Linked DNA regions of Homo sapiens: region 1 is linked to region 2. Evidence: chromatin loops called from intact Hi-C (ENCODE). Cell type or tissue: ascending aorta. All regions are shown on one strand. Links, peaks and the distances in the headings refer to the core of each region. The heading gives the core; the rest is flanking DNA.

The links. Peaks named below come from ENCODE experiments on the same cell type or tissue, not always from the same donor. Only the 100,000 strongest peaks of a DNase experiment are listed, where the experiment ranks them.
Region 1: it touches region 2 in a loop (1.9-fold over the local background); 4 of 110 quality-filtered maps call a loop at or near these places.

Annotation. Positions count from the first base shown.
Region 1 is chr15:72,835,418-72,841,354 of GRCh38, reverse strand. The region is part of intron 1 of LOC107984801 (a long non-coding RNA gene); the gene reads right to left. Among named protein-coding and RNA genes, the nearest start is that of ADPGK, 55 kb to the right of the region's middle. RefSeq lists an enhancer at 5,824-5,937. In ascending aorta, for the core only: no CTCF peak of the experiment used is centred there; a DNase peak (open chromatin) is centred at 2,944; H3K4me3 peaks cover 508 bases; H3K27ac peaks cover 1,451 bases.
Region 2 is chr15:72,899,799-72,905,735 of GRCh38, reverse strand. It overlaps the pseudogene NPM1P42. Among named protein-coding and RNA genes, the nearest start is that of ADPGK, 120 kb to the right of the region's middle. In ascending aorta, for the core only: no CTCF peak of the experiment used is centred there; a DNase peak (open chromatin) is centred at 2,915; H3K4me3 peaks cover 531 bases; H3K27ac peaks cover 1,432 bases.

The DNA.
Region 1 (5,937 bases), core at 982-4,981, 64 kb after region 2:
GATTTAAATGTAAACACTAAAACTACAAAAAATTTTAGAAAAAAGTATGAAGAAAATCTTTGTGACCTTGACTTAGGCAAAGATTTCTTAGGTGTGACACCAAAAGTACAATCTGTAAAAGAAAAATTGATAAATTGAACTTCATCAAAATTGAAACATAATGTTCTTTGAAAGACACCATTAGAGAATAAAAGACAAGCTGCAGACCAAAAGAAAATGTCTATAAACCATGTGCCTGCCAAAGGACGTGTATCCAGCATATACAGAGAATTTTCAAAACCAAATAGGAAAACAAATAACGTAGTTAAAAATGGTCTAAAGACAGACACTTTACCAAAGAAGGTATGTGAATAGCAAATAAGCACAGAAAGATTTTTAACGTCAGTAATCATTAAGGAAATGCAAATTAAAACCACAACAAAATAGAGCTACACAGCCACAAGAATGGCTAAAATTAAAAAGGCTGACCGTATCAAGTGTTGATAAGGAAACAGAGAAACTGAATCTCTCATGCACTGCTGATGGGAATGTAAAATGGTTCAGTCACTTTGGAAAATGGTTTGTCAGTTTATTAAAAAGGTAAATATATACCTACCGTATGTTCTAGCCTTTCCACTTCTAAATATTTACCCAAGAGAAATGAAAGCATATGTCCATACAAAGACTTGTAGATGGATGTCCACAGCAGATTTATTTGTAATAGCCCAAAACTATTAATAAGTGGCTCAAATGTCCATCAACAGGTGAATGAATAAACAAATTGTGGTGTATCCGTACAAATACTATTCAGCAATAGAAAGAATGAACTACTGATCAATGCAACAGCATAAATTAATCTCAAAATAATTATGCCGAGTGTAAGAAGATAGACAAAAAAGACTACATCCTGTATGATTCCACTTACTTAAAACAAAAAATGCACATTAATCTATAGTAACAGAAAGCAGATCAATAGTTGCCTGTTGTGGTAGGCAACCTCTAAAACGTCTCCCTGCAATACCCACCCCCTGGCACTCACACCCTTGTGTAACTCCTTCCCCTTGAGAGTGGGCGGGACCTTGTGACCCACTTCTAATGAACAGAATATGGCAAAAATGATGAGATGTCGCTTTTGAGATTAGGTTTCAAAGAGGTGGTGACTTCTGTCTTGCCTATAAAATGAAATCACAGCCCTGGCGGATCCCGTGGTTACAACCTTGGGAGAGACCCTGAGGCAGAGTCACCCAGGTAAGTTGCGCCCCACACTCCTGGCCCACAGAAGATGAGAGATGATAAACATTTGCAGTTTTCAGCTGATGAATTTTGGGGTTATTTTTTGTACAGCAATAGATAAGTAATACATCTGTAGATTGGGTATCACTATTAATTACTATTACTATTAATAGTAATTGATAATATATAATCCTTATATAATAAATAGATTATAATATATGGATTGCATATAATAAAACATAAGTTATATATAATAAATAGATCCAATTTTATAAATAGATAAGTAATACATCTGTAGATTGAGTAATGCTATTAATTACTACTACTATTAGGTATTGCTATTAATACTCAGGTGTGAGAATTGGGGGGAACACAGGTATGAAAGGCAGAAGAGAGGGGTTGCAAATGGGCATGAAGAAACTTTTGGAGGTAAAGGATAGCGTCACTACCTTGATGACCATGATGGTTTCATGAGTGTATGCATATGTCAAAACTTACTAATTCATACACTTTGAATATGTACACTTTATTATATGTAAATGATATCTCAAAAAAAGTTGTGTTTTAGAAAGGTGCAGTGAGGTCCAAGAGAGAACTAAGAATTTATCAATGGGCCTGGCACGGTGGTTCACTCCTGTAATGCCAGCACTTTAGTAGGCTGAAGTGGAAAGATCGCTTGAACCCAGGAGTTTGAGACCAGACTGGGTAACATAGGGAGACCCCATCTCTACAAAAAATAAAAAAATTACCCGGGTGCAGGTGCAGTGGCGTGTGCCTATAGTCCCAGCTACTCAGTAGGCTGAGGCGGGAGGATCACTTGAGCCCAGGAGGCAGAGGTTGTAGTGAGCTGAGATCATGCCACTGTACTGCAGCCTGGGTGACAGAGTGAGACCCTGTCTCAAAAAAAAAAAAAAAAATTATCACTGGATCCAGCAATGTGGAGGTCATTAATCTAGGCGACCTCCAGTCTGGATTTGCCCAGGACTGTGGTGGTTCCTGGAACACAAGACTTTCCATTTTAAAGCCTGGAAATGTCCCAGGCAATCAGGGATGAGCTGCTGACGCTGACAGGATGAGAGGGGCATCTGTCATGGAAGTCAGTGGCAACCTTGACAAAGGCTGTTTCGGTGGGACTCTGGGGACAAAAACCCTCTGGAATAGTTCAAGATAGAATGAGAGAAGAATTGGGGATACTGAATATAGACAACTCTTTTGAGAATTTTTGTTCCAGCAGCAAGGAGAGAATTGCGGTAGTAACTGGGGAGGTGGGGGGGATAGGGTGTCCAGCAAGTTAAGTTTTAAGATAGGAGTAATTACAGCCTGTGTGTGTGCGAATGGAAATAATCCAGTAGGGAGAAAGTTTTTGATAATGCTGCACCATACAGACAGAGATCACTGCAGGAGAAAAGCCTCCAGTAGCCGACCTACTTCTCAAAGCAGAGTTCCCACATGTGGTCTGCAGCTCCCTGCCAGGCCACAGGAGCTCCCACAGTGGGTCACAGTGACCCCTCATGTCTCTTCTTCACTTCTTACAGGCAAGTGACTCCTGCTTCTATAGACTCTCATACTTTTGGCTTAGAAGGGTTACTTACTAGTAACGTAATAAGTGAGTCATGAAAAGTTACTAAAATGTACTATCCATAAACTAAAATTACCTAGGACTCTGACTGTGTCCTTTGCTAAAAAACCTGGCTGCCACACAACACTTGGCAACACTGTCAAGCTCCTACCCTGCAAGCACACTTGCAAATGGTTAGAATTTCACAACTTTCCGGAAGGGCTCATGGCTACGACTTCATCAGTGTTGCCCACTGGCTGTGGTTTTTGTTTCGTTACTGATGGCCTTGCTATTTTTATTATAAAAGCTTCTTTTAGTTTAGCTTTAATGTGACCATTCACCTTTTAGTGGGTTGCTAGGTTTACTTCACAGTCTACAATAATCCAGATTGGCAGCGATAATATTTAACCTGCAATTTTCCTGTATTTCATCAAGGCCGTCTAAGTTTGATGTTCAACCCTTAATCACTCATATCCCTATGATGGGCTGTTAGCAAATATCAGCTACTTTCATAAGTAAAACAAAACTATTGAGAGTTATTTTTAAGTTTTTAGGAAATTGTTTTATAGTACAAAAATCCTTTAGTATGTTCATATTCTTTTTTTTTTTTTTGAGATTGAGTCTCCTTCTGTTGCCCACGCTGGAGGGCAGTGGCACGATCTTGGCTCAATGCAACCTCCACCTCCTGGGTTCAAATGATTCTCCTGCCTCAGCCTCCTGAGTAGCTGGGATTACAGGCACCTGCCACCACACCCAGCTAATTTATTGTAATTTTAATAGAGACAGGGTTTCACCATGTTGGCCAGGCTGGTCTCGAACTCCTGACCTCAAATGATCCACCCACCTTGGCCTTCCGAAGTGCTGGGATTACAAGTGTGAGCCACCGCGCCCAGCCTAGTATGTTCGTATTCTAAAGTAACTACTAAGTGAATCATTTATGTATTGCTAGCAGCACGGCAAATTCAATCTGTTTTATTTCTTTCCATTCTTTATAATCCTTGAGTTTTTTCCTGAGTGGAAATTTGAGGGGAGGGGAGAGCACGAAGTCTTATACCCTGCCTGTGAGTGCCACAGTCAAAAGGTTCAGGGGCCCCAGTTCTACAATTCTAGAAGGGGTTTTAGGACTTTTCAGGACAGACCTTCATGCCAGCGCAGGCAGAGTTTATAACTCTCCAAATCCTGTGAACAGCGGTTTTCCTAATTCCAGCCTGGCCCCCACAAGTGCCCACAGCTATTCCTTCCTTCTTCTTAAGAACCAGCCCAGAGTAGGCTGTGGCTGTGCACAACAGGGAATAACATCCCATTTTTCTGGGCTGCATCTTTCATTTTTTTCTTGCCCCTTTGGCTTCTCTCTTCTCCTTGCCCCAAGATTTAGACTTACTGCTCTAAATATAGCTTCCAACAGGTGTGCAGCCAGGGTGGGGAGGCTGTGGTCCAGCTGTCCCCAGACACATGGATTCTCTCCAAAGGCCTTGCTGGGCCACAGCATTGGGAGGGACAAAAGGAGGCACAGCTTCTCATTCCCAGAGCAAAGCTGAGCCCAAGAGAGTGCGCAAGCTACCTCCAGACTAGGGAGAACTACTCCAGGTCAACAAGGAATCAGGAATTAGGTCCTATGTTCCCATTCGTGGCAGACATTGCCAGATGTCTACTCAATAACCGTGTCCTCCTTTCTTGTTAGTATAAACCTCATTTGTCAGGAAGGTGGGGGTGGAGAAAGGGATCAACAGAACAAAGAGTCCCAGCTAAAGACAAAACTAAATTAAACAGGTCAAGCGCAGTGGCTCATGCCTGTAATCCCAGCACTTTGGTAGGCTGAGGCGGGCAGATCACTTGAGGTCAAGAGTTCAAGACCAGCCCGGCCAACATGGTGAAAACCTGTCTCTACTAAAAAAAAAAAAAAAAAAATTAACCAGGCGTGGTTGTGCGCACCTGTAATCCAAGCTACTTGGGAGGCTGAGGTAGGAGAATTGCTTGAACCCAGGAGGTGGTGGAGGTTGCAGTGAGCAGAGATTGCACCATTGTACCCCAGCCTGGGTGACAGAGCAAGACTCTGTCTCAAAAAAAAAAAAAAAGGCTAAATTAAACATTATATTTTCTAGCCTACCTCTGGCCAATAAGACATACATACATTAAAAGGTTTCTAAGAAAGACTTGCTTTCCTCTCTTCCTGCCCACGTCCTGATAAGTGGGGCTGCAGCAGCCATCTTGTGACCATGAGGAAATGGCCAAGAGAAACAGAGACTGCGGATCCAAATCTTTGAACCACTAAAACACTACCACTACTTATCACTCTTGTTGTGTGGGGTTAAAAAAATAATAAATACTTACAGGTTTAAATTCCATCTCTTGACTGAATGCAAGTCCTAATGGATAAACCATCTGATATGGTATGGCCTGGCTCTGTGGCCCCATCCAAATCTCATCTTGAATTGTAATCCCCATATGTTGAGGGAGGGATCTGGTGGGAAGTGACAGGATCATGGACACGGTTTCCCCCATGCTGTTCTTGCGATGGTGAGGGAGCTCTTATGAGATCCCATGGTTTACAAGCGTGGCATGTCCTCCACGTGCTCTCTCTCCTGCCACCTTGTAAAGAAAGTGCCTGCTTCCCCTTTGCTTTCCACCATGATTGTAAGTTTCCTGAGGCCTCCCCAGCCATGCAGAACTGTGAGTCAATTAAACCTCTTTTCTTTATAAATTATCCAGTCTCAGGTAGTATCTTTATAGTAGTGTGAACATGGACTAATGCACTATCTTTCACCCAGGGCATGGGGCTGGGCAGGTAACTGAAGACATGCCTGTTTGATATCATCCCTCCTTCCTCCCCTGCTCCTCTTCCCCCTCCTCCCTTATCTCCTCCCTTTCCCCCTTCCTCATTGAGACTGTACTCTGCACCAAGCTCTGGGCCATGCCCTGAGAGAAAGGAGTGAAACTTCAGGTAGCCCTGGGGAGAGCCTGCCACCTGCTCTACAGGGCTGATCTTATCCCCAGAGATAAGCTTGGGTCTCCTAGGTGATTTCTATGGCTTCTCCCTCTGCATATGCTTTCTTTCTCTTCTTAGGGGGGCAGGTGGTAGAGAGGGAAGAGCATAAATCTCTGTCACAGCCCTGTGTTTGAATCCCAGCTCTGCCCCCTATTGGCTGTGAGATCCAGGAGAATCACTG
Region 2 (5,937 bases), core at 1,106-5,105:
TAAATTTATGCTGGGCAATGAAACTAAAACACACAAAACTTCAGAACACAGCGTCCTGAGTTCAGGTAATTGTGGATATTTGCAGCTGGGCTTCAGCCACATGTAAATTTTTCTAGACTTTCCTCAGTCTCCATGGCCTCCATGGGCTCTCAGCCCCCGCCACAGCCAGTGTTGATCCTGATGGATGGTTGGCAGGCACCAGCTAGCATCCTGCTTCCATAGTCTCATTCATTTGGATCAATCCTAACCTACTGGGCATGCTTTGAATAACCATAAATTCCCTGAGGTTGCCAGAGTATTGTAGAGGTTGAAACTTTTGCATCATCTCTCAGGTTGGCTTGGTGTGGCCAGGAAGCAGGCTCTACAGGGCTCACCTGGCTGTCCATTCAGATTACCCACCTTCTTCCAGGACGATGGAACATTGTATAAGGAACAGCCCATTCCCCTAAGTCCTCCTGCCTTAACCAGCATGCCAGATGCAACGCACATGTAAGTAAAATCCGAATATTTCTCTGTGAATATTCACTTGAGGTTTTATTAATACATGCATAGTGTTGTTGTGGGCCTGGTAAAATCTCCAACAGGAACCTGGTCCCACAGTTCTAGCCATGTAATATTTTCTTCCTTCTTGGAAGATGGGAAGGTGTTAATAGATACAATTATTGTTCTTGAGCAAGGTAGGCTGAGTCATAGTGCTCTTTTTTGTAAGGAATCTGTCTGGTGACACTGAGCAGAATGAGCATAATTCAGTAATCCCTTGGTTAGAGACCCTCTTATTAAGGAATCCTCTTTTCTTTCTTTCTTTCTTTCTTTTTTTTTTTTTTTTTTTTTTTCTGAGACAGTTTCACTCTTTTTGCCCAGGCTGGAGCAAAATGGCATGATCTCGGCTCATTGCAACCTCTGCCTCCCAGTTCAAGTGATTCTCCTGCCTCAGCCTCCCGAGTAGCTGGGACTACAGGTGCACGCCACCACACCCAGCTAATTTTGTATTTTTAGTAGAGACGGGGTTTCACCATGTTGGCCAGGCTGGTCTCGAACTCCTGACCTCAAGTGATCTGCCTGCCTCAGCCTCCCAAATGCTGGGATTACAGGTGTGAGCCACCATGCCCGGCCAGAATCCTCTTTTCTTGTTCTTTTGCTCCATAAATAGATTAGGGAGAACGCTGCTCCTCTGTGTATCAAATAAGGCAAAAAGAAGTTGTAAAGAGACTGCATCATGGGCCATATGACTGTTCTGGCAAGAAGAATGAGAGAAATAAGGACTTCTGTCTTTATTTGAAGGGATGCTCAGATCAGGTAGTGGGTGGAAAACAGTATGAACAATGCTGTTATTGATTTTTTACCTTAGTTTATTATTTTTTTTGATGCTGAATTGGATAGCAATTACATGGCTTAGCCTAGACAACAGAGGGAGACCCCATCTCTACAAAATATAACAATAAATTAGCCAGACATAGTGGCATGTGCCTGTGGTCCCAGCTTCTTGGGAGACTGAGATGGGAGGATCACCTGAGTTCAGCAGGTTGAGGCTTCAGTGAGCAGTGAGCCGAGATCACGCCACTGCACTCCAGCCTGGGTGACACAGCGAGTCCCTGTTTCAAAATAATTTTTTTTTGGTGGGGGGAGACAGAGACTTACTCTGTCACCCAGGCTGGAGTGCAGTGATGCAATCTCAGCTCACTGCAACCTCCACCTCCCGGGCTCAAGCAATTCTCCTGCCTCTGCCTCCCAAGTAGCTGGGACTACAGGCACACACTACCACACCTGGCTAATTTTTGTATTTTAGTAGAGATGGAGTTTCACCATGTTGGCCAGGCTGGTCTCGAACTTCTGACCTCAGGTGATCCTCCTGCATTGGCCTCCCAAAGTGCTGGGATTACAGTCGTGAGCCACTGCACTCGGCCAAATAAAAATTTTTTTAAAAAGAAAGAAAAGAGCTTTGGCCAGTCTCTCAAAGCTCAGCCTGGCTCCAGGGAAAGTGGTTACCAGGTGTGGCAGGCCCTGAATCAGATGTCAGGGTGTCAGGCTGTGGGTAAAGGAGACAGCATATCATAAGGTTCTTTAGAAGCACAATCTCTGGCGTCAGGCTGACCAAAGATTCAATCCTGGCAAGCCGTTTTACCTCTTTAAGCCTCAGTTTCCTCCTCTGTAAACTGGAGTTAAAAATTACTTCACCAGCTCATCATGAAAGTTTAAATGAGATGATAAGTATAAAGTGCCTGGCACATAATAAGTCTTAATGTTATTGTTCTCTCATGACAAGAACAAGAACACACAGGAAGTGCTGGGTCCCTTTCCGAGATTTTGGAGAATTAAGAGGAAATGTAAAGTGGGAAATAGTCAATATCAAAATGGAAGGACTTCCTGGCCATTGAAGGGGCTTTAGAAATCTTGAAATATGAGGAATAATTGAGGAAACCTAGGGTGTTTTACTTGGAAGAGAAAGAATTATCAAATATTTAAAGAGCTACCTTGTATTCGAATAGGGGCTAAAGAGCCCTTTGCTGGCTGTTACCTTTCAACTCTCAATGAAATTCGGATCCCCAAAGCGTCCTGTCCTGAAGCTAGCAGAGATTGGAGGGCAAAGGCCCTGGCTCAGGGTTGGCAGCCGATGATATCCAGGGACCTGGATTGGAGGATGCTGAGCAGACACCAGGCTGGCCCTCTGGCTGGGGCAGAAGGACTTGGAACCCAGAACAGCCCAAGGAGCGGGGTGGAGAGTGGTTTATCCCAATTGGACAATAGCAGCCTTTTGGAGAGATACTGATGCTATTCCTAGTACTTTGTCTACATTTGAGAGAGGCCATTTCAGGTCACAGGAGCATTCCTCTTGGGTGGAGTGGAGTTTATTTCCTTGTGGTCTGGCCAGGAAACGCCAAGCCGGGTGGCCGAGAGGCTGGCCGTCTTGGCTGGAAGGCGAAATGCCTGGCCAATCGGTCTGTCTCCAGAGAGCAGACTGGCCCGCCTTGACTGGCCGGTCCTCTGGCCGCTGTTGCTGCCTGAAGAGCATCCCCCCTCCAGCCAGTGGATTTTCTCATTGCTAGACTTGTAAGTGGCGTGATTTATGACTCTGCTGATCCATGCTGGCCCCTGGGTATACAAGCTTTTGCTTCCAAGCTGGGAAGCGAATAATGAATTAATCACCCTGCCTCAGGTTCAATACGGAGCTGAGTGTTTGCAGATCTTTATTGTACTGTGCAAGCCAAGTCGAACTCCTCAATTTACACTTCTAATTCACTGGAGTTTGTGCAAGTCTGCCTGTTCCAGGGGAGCTGCAGCCTCGTGGCTGCTTAGTCTCTGAGGAAGCCTCACTTCCCCAGTTCCCAGCCATTCTCTCCCTCTAAGAGTGAATGAATGCCCAAGACTTCAGGGTGCTCAGAGAAGCCAAGCCACTTCCTCAGAGACTGCTCCCTTGGATGTCTCTTGTCCTAAATGGTGTTGTTTATGACAGTTCTCAGTGCAAAAGAGATAGCTGCACCGCCTGATGCCAGCCTGTGTGCATGGCATGGAGAAGGCACACAGGAAATGTTGGTTGAATGAATAGCCCTGGCGCCACCAACACAGATGTTTATCAAAACTAATGGTTTGCAGTCAGGGCTGGAGTCTGTCCTCTTTTCCTTTGTTCTGGTTCTCTAGGACTTGGGGAGGAGAGTTTTTACTAGGTCTCAGAGCTGATGAGATCTGAGTGATGAGATGGGGCAAATTCTCAAGTTCACTGAGAAGCAGTGGGAGGCAAAGTCTGCATTTGAAGATTTGGGGCTTCCCAGTTTTGGCCATTTTTCTTCACCACCCAAAGACATATGCAGGTACTTTTCACTCAGTGCTTGAATGTGAAAAGCAGGTGCACAGAGTAAGGCTGACCCAGGCTTTATCCTGATGGGCTCTAAGAAGGGGGCACATCTATTCTGGGGACACATTCTTCCTGACCGAGTGCAGCTGAGATGCTGCCTCGTCTATCTCAGCATCCAGCCTCCCCACAATGCACACATCTGGTCCTGCAGCCCAGAGGGACCACCACACCCGCAGTGTCTCTTCTTGGGGCTTTTGTTCACCTTGTTCTATTCTCCTACTCCTTGCCTCTTTCGCTGCTACTTGTTAAGATTCCTCCTCCTCCACTCCTCAAGACCTGCCTCCAAAGCTATCCCATCTCAAACCTTTCCAAGCTGCTTCAAATCCATGTGGTTTCCTTTCCCTTTTGGCCTCAGCCACATGCTGCTTGTCCTTTTAGCCCTTCTCTGACTCTGACCCATGTCCTCATCTCCTGGCCGACTGGGCATGGCTTCTGCATTGTCACTCTAATTACTGGTAGAAATGTAAGGACAAGAAAGAGCTGAGGGCAGCCCAACACCCACCATCAGGAACTTCCTTACAGATTAGCTACAACTACCATCTTCCACTCATCAGACACAAACATTTATAGAGCCCCCTACTCCACCCAAGCACTGGGGTTGCAACAATGAACACGACTTTACCTCTTCTTGTTTCTCCCCTCCAAGCTCCAGACACATCGACTTTCTACAATGCCCTCAAACCCACCATGTCCTCCTGCCTCAGGCTCTTGGTATATGATCTATGCCTGAAACATCCTAACTCTCCTTCTCTTCTTGTTTATTCATTCTGATCTTTTAGAGCTCAACTCGAACACCAATTATTCAGGGAAAGCTATGCGGGAACCACCACCAACACCACTGCTCCTTGGTCTGGATGTTTTCTCTGAACCCCTAATCACAACTGTACCTACAGTCATTCATTATGTTGTCAGTTGTTTCCTATTCATCCTCAACCAAACCCAGGATGGAAGCTCCCTGAGGGCAGGGCCATGCCTTTCTTGCTCACTGCTCTATTTTTATTGCCTACAACAGGACCCTACATAAAGGAAGTGCTCAACAAATATATTTTAAAGAAATAAAATGTATCATTAAAGACATTTTAAAAATATCATCTTGTATTCTAGTCTAGGAGACTTATCAATGGGAGAAGCGTGGTCAGTGAGCATGAGAGCCAGGCACTAGTGATTACCATTTCACATGCCATTCCAATTTCTAGAAAACACCAGAACAGGACGGAGGGGAAGAAAGATGCTGGTGAAGGTGCTTTCCTCTTGCAACACACTGCTCCCACAGAACACTGCAGGCAGAGTCTGAGATAGGAGGAGTCCTGGTAACAATGCATGTTGGGGATTGAAATTTTTGGTGTGCTCCATCATAGAAGACCCAGGGACTGTACCTTATGAGATTCAGCTAGCCATGGGCTGAGCTGTGCAAGTTCACCTGCTGTCAACTGAAACCAAATGGGTTGTAGAGTAGGGCCTTTGTAGAACTTATAAAAACATAAGATTAGCAGAATATTATTCACCATAGAAATCAGGAAAAAAATCCCTGGTGTGATTCCATCCTGCATGGCTGTTCTCTGGAGCAGTAGTCATTTATCTCCATCCACCTTCTCTCCCACCTAAGGGTGTGCCACCATCCCAAGGAAGATTCGATGGACATGGACATGAGCCCCCTGAGGCCCCAGAGCTATCTTTTTGGTTGCGAACTAAAGGCCAACAAAGATGATCACTTTAAGGTGGATAATGATGAAAATGAGACCAGTTATCTTTAGGAACAGTCAGTTTAGGAGCTGGTGCAAAGGATGAACTGCACATTGTTGAAGCAGAAACAATGAATTATGAAGACAGTCCAATTAAAGTAAGACTGACAACTTTGAAAATGTCTGTACAGTCAACGGTTTCCCTTGGGGACTTTGAAATAACACCACCAGTGGTCTTATGGTTGAAGCTTGGTTCGGGGCCAGTGCATATTAGTGGACAGCACTTAGTAGCTGTGGAGGAAGCTGCAGAATCAGAAGACGAAGAGAAGGAGGATGTGAAACTCTTAAGTATATCTGGAAAGTGATGCCCCTGGAGGTGGTAGCAAGGTTCCACAGAAACAAGTA